2 separate regions of the Homo sapiens genome follow, and region 2 is linked to region 1. A link is an interaction called in ENCODE POLR2A ChIA-PET data of the cell type or tissue named here. Cell type or tissue: CD4-positive, alpha-beta T cell. All regions are shown on one strand.

Region 1 (2,500 bases):
ATAAGGTATTGTTATTGTATAAATAAAAGTACATTAATTTTCTGATATATTTTTACTTCAGGAATTTAGCCATAAAAGAGAATACTGAATAATTTAAACAATGCTCATAAAGCGCCAAAAATAATTGTCTTATCTCCCTGCTGTGCAGGAATGACAAATTTTAAAGAACTACATTATTAAATCTACAGAACATTTTATAATAATACTTAACTCCCACTCATGTTTCTTTTAATTCCTCTTCTTATAAAACAGACCCAGTGCACTTTTGTAAATTTCTAGAACATAGATTTCTGACCACTCAATATTATGTCCATTTCCTTATGTGACTTTACAAAAACATAATTTTAAGTGGTACTGTCTCCCTTGTCTACCCTAATTAAGCATATTGGCAGCAGAAAGCATTCACTTTGCCTTCTCGGACATGGAGTACAGGAATGTGTGCATTTTCCCCTCTGGAATGAGTTTTGCTCTCATAACAGATGAAATACTTGTAAGATAAATTTTTAAATAAAAATAAATTATCGTCAGATTTTCTAAAGTGTGGCACGGATGTCCCAATAGCCCAAAGACAAACTCAGGGAGCCAACTTTGGCATTCCAACAGTCCTACTGACCTCCACCCGATATAAAGCTCTGTCCATAATTACAATACAGAATTACGGCTGTAAATTCCCAAGATTCCTTTGGCAATGAAGGAGCCTCTAGTTCTCTGAATATGTCAGGTGTCTCCATCCCATGTCCATTTCTGTAATAGAACATCAAAGTATTAGCTCCATGGGGACCATGAATTGTCTGTTTTGTTCATTGCTACCAGGATCTGGAACAAGTATCTAAGATTCAAACCAATTTGAGAGCACACATTAGGCGCCAGACACTTGTTCTACTCAAACCGTTGTTCAGTTTTGCAGCAGTAGGATTACGTGGGGTGCCCATGTAAGAAGGGTCCCCTTACTCACAGTATTTACCATGTCCTGGGTAACAGGCAGATTCCCAGATGAATATCTTGGTCATCATAAAGTCAATCCGACATAGCTTGCCTACAGAACATCAGCTGCTTCATCTTGGGTGTTCTGCCTGGCCTTTGTAGAGAGAGTTGAACAGTCCCCCATCTTTGGGTAATTACACCTTACAGTGGCTTTTATCCAGACCACCAGGATGCCGGTTTTCTCAAGAATAACCTCCTGTGTGTCTGGATGATGTCTCGCCATCTGCAATTGTTCCACAGTCAGCTGCAGGTCCTGTATTAACCAAACTTGCTCTTGCACTCTGCAGCATTTAAAACCAAAAAACTGCCCTTAAATTTGTCACTCTCACAATCCATTTTAGTAAAGGTTTTTTGGGAAGCTGATGACAACTGATCCACAAAATGAGACAACTCCTTCACGCCATACCATTGGCTTAAGTCGTTTTTTGGTTTTGTCTTTCCCCCATGTGGTCTACCTTCTTGGTGACCAGAGGATTTAGAGTTACTTTCTCAGCTTAAGTTTCCCCTTTAGGGGTGGTTTTGAGGCTAGTAACTGAAGCTCAGACCAACCAAAATCTGAGCCTACTCCACCATCAAAGTCCGACCCAGCACTCACACTTTTACTTTCGTTTTAGCTATTACAAATAACAATAACCAAGAGATTGTAGATTTAGGATGCTTGTTATTATTTTGCATTGTCTTACAAATCCAATTGCCAACTCCTTGGAATTAAAGTCTACCACCATTTCAAAATTCCACCAGTAACTTTTACCTTTAGTATTTTTTTTTTTTTTTTTTGTGACGGAGTTTCACTCTTGTTGCCCAGGCTGGAGTGCAGTGGCTCAATCTTGGCTCACCGCAACCTCCATCTCCTGGGTTCAAGAGATTCTCCTGCCTCAGCCTCCCGAGTAACTGGGATTACAGGCGCATACCACCATGTCCAGCTAATTTTTGTATTTTTAGTAGAGACAGGGTTTTACCATGTTGACCAGGCTGGTCTCGAACTTTCGACCTCAGGTGATGTGCCCGCCTCGGCCTCCCAAAGTGCTGGGATTACAGGCATGAGCCACCATGCCCGGCCTAACTTTTACCTTTAGTAACTGATCACAACGAGACTGCAGTTTCATACTATGGGTGACTAGGTAGCCATCTAGGGATCAAAGTTTTCCTCATTCCCGCCCTTTCATCCTTTCTCTTCCCAAACTAAATATTAGTAAGGGCTGTTCTAGCAAATCCCATGTTTTCTGACACCAAATGAGTGGGGTTTCTTTCCACCAGAAACCAAATATGTGGTGTCTTTTCCAACAATTCAATTCAATTCAATTCTGACACTGACTCCCAGAGTTAGCGCCAGATACCACAGGTTAAGGGCTCAGTCCCATAAGACTGTCCTCCCTTCAGATGCCAGCTCTCAGTGAATGCCCAGGCTACCCACATTTCTGCTAGACTGACTATAAATTCAGGGGTTCCCCTGACCCCCCCACTTAGATTCAATAATTTGCTAAAATGACTCTCAGTACCCAGAAAAATGCTTTAC
Region 2 (2,500 bases), 130 kb after region 1:
GGACATGAGATTTGGGAATGGCCAGGGGTGGAATGATATGGTTTGACTCTGCATCCATATCCACAGGCAAGTCTCATGTCAAATTGTAATCCCCAGTGTTGGAGGTGGAGCCTGGTGGGAGGTGGCTGGACCATGGAGATGGTCCTTCCTGAATGGTTTAGCACCATACTTTTGGTGCTGTTCTCATGATAGAGTTCTCATGAGATCTGGCTGTTTACAAGTTTGGGGCACCTCCTCTCTTTCTCTCTCTCTCTCTCTTGTTGCTGCTCTTATCATGTAAGATGCCTGCTCCCACTTTGCCTTCTGCCATGATTGTAAGTTTCTTGAGGCTTCCCCAGAAGCAGATGCTGCCATGCTTCCTGTACAGCCTGTGGAACCATGAGCCAATTAAACCTCTTTTCTTTATGGATTCCCCAGTCTCAGGTATTTCCTTTATAGCAATGTGAGAGCAAACTAATCACCATGTCACCTGAGATGTCACCCGTATAGCCACTAGAGGAGCCAAGGCCAGCACAAGAAAACTTGGAAAGTAGAAAAATGTGTCTTCACTACTGACCTGTATTATCTAAAAAAAAGACTAATTTCTGTGAGAGTGGAAACCATGTCATTCTTACTCACTGTTGCATCCTTAATTTGGATATGTATAGTATATGCAAGAATGCAAGAGTTGGGATTACAATTTGACATGAGATTTGGTCATGTATGTGTATTGCACGAATGCAAGAGTTGAGGCTTCGAAGTCTCATAGTACATAGCAGGTACTCAAGAAACCATTGTTGAATGTGTAGATGATAGATGCATAGCTGGATAGCTAGATACGTAAACAAATGGATGTTGTTCCCTCCACGTGCCTTATGTTAACATGTTGGCGTAAAACAAACAACAAACCTCCAGATGGCTGCATTCAAGGGGAACATCTGATAGTTTGACACAGGAAGTAACTATCAAGTGAATGAAATTTTTTTTTTTAGTAACAGGAGAAGCCTTTTTGATGTGGCGCTCAACCTGAAAGTTGTTTTCTTCCTGTCAGGGTTAGGGTAGTATGGCACTTTGAAGACAGAGAAAATAAATTCCTGGGTATTAGCTGGCAGCTCTAGAAATCAGCACTGGTGAATTTTCCTTGGAGAATGGTTTCTCACATTTCAGTAAAATTTGGATCTGCCCAGTATCAAATAGAAAGGGAATAGCTAGACCTATACAAACACAGTTCATAAAGAATCTCAACCTAAAGTCTCAGGGTAGAGATGAGGGGTTGAACCACAGGGTTCAGCCCCCGCAGCTGCTCTCATAGGTTGGCACTGGGTGCCTGTGGCTTTTCCAGATGCATTTTTTTTAAATATCAGTAAACACTGGAACCTAAAGTCTCATTATGAAATCACGTTAGACTCCATTGTCTATACATGATTTAGCAACCCTGATAAAGTTAGTACTCTAGGATGGATAAGTGAGATGGGAGATGGGGTGGAACTGGGTATAAAACATTTTGAAGCAAAAACAAAGTTTCAGCAAATAGTGTTGAACTAAAAGAGTTCTTTCATAAGTGTTTTTAGCTATAGTTTTTACTGGTATGTCAGACTGAAATATAGGACAGAAGCAGCTTTCTTGAGGTATAATTTACATACCATAAAATTCACCTGTTAAGTGTACACCTCAGTGATTTTAGTAAGTTTATGCAGTTGTGCAACCACCACTACAATCCAATTTTCAAACATTTCTATTACCCCCAAAATTTCTCTTGCACACATTTGCAGTCAATTCCCAGTCTCATCCTAAGCCCCAGGGAATTACTATTCTGCTTTTTGTCTCTGTGGATTTAAATTTTCTAGAAATTTCACATAAATAGAATCATGCAAGATATAGTCTTTTGTGTCTGTCTCCTTTTGTTTCTCATACTGTTTTTGAAGTTCACCTGTGTGAACAAACTACTGATGTGTGTGTATATATACATATGTATATAGATGTGTGTGTATATATATAGATGTGTGTATATACATATATATATAGATGTGTGTATATACATATATAAACAGCTTTTTTTTTGTTGTTGTTGTTTTTAAGACGGAGTTTTCTCTTGTTGCCCAGGCTGGAGTGCAATGGCACGATCTTGGCTCAATGCAACCTCTGCCTCCTGGGTTCAAGCAATTCTCCTGCCTCAGCCTCCCAAATAGCTGGGATTACAGATGCCTGCCACCTTGCCTGGCTAATTTTTGTATTTTTAGTAGAGACAGGATTTCACCATGTTGGCCAGGCTGGTCTCGAACTCCTGACCTCAGGTGATCAGCCCGCCTCGGCCTCTCAAAGTGCTGGGATTACAGCCATGAGCCACCGTGCCCGGCCTTTTAGCTATTTTAAATAATGCTTTTATAAACATTTTTATACAAGTCTTAGCATGAGTATATATACATTTCTTTATTTTCTCAGGTAGACCTGTAGGAAATAAATTGCTGGGTCACATGCTAAATTTATGTTTAACTTTTTAAGATATTGCCAAAGTGGCTGC

Evidence for each region. ChIA-PET counts read pairs that join two places held together with the same protein. Peaks named below come from ENCODE experiments on the same cell type or tissue, not always from the same donor. Only the 100,000 strongest peaks of a DNase experiment are listed, where the experiment ranks them.
Region 2: POLR2A ChIA-PET joins it to region 1 with 5 read pairs; 6 of 35 experiments call an interaction of 5 or more read pairs at or near these places.

What each region holds. Positions count from the first base shown.
Region 1 is chr12:68,461,461-68,463,960 of GRCh38, forward strand. No RefSeq gene overlaps it. Among named protein-coding and RNA genes, the nearest start is that of LINC02384, 11 kb to the left of the region's middle. In CD4-positive, alpha-beta T cell, no CTCF peak of the experiment used is centred here; a DNase peak (open chromatin) is centred at 1,551; H3K4me3 peaks cover 787 bases; H3K27ac peaks cover 289 bases.
Region 2 is chr12:68,590,982-68,593,481 of GRCh38, forward strand. No RefSeq gene overlaps it. Among named protein-coding and RNA genes, the nearest start is that of RAP1B, 19 kb to the right of the region's middle. RefSeq lists an enhancer at 1,088-1,297. In CD4-positive, alpha-beta T cell, no CTCF peak of the experiment used is centred here; a DNase peak (open chromatin) is centred at 960; H3K4me3 peaks cover 521 bases; H3K27ac peaks cover 1,263 bases.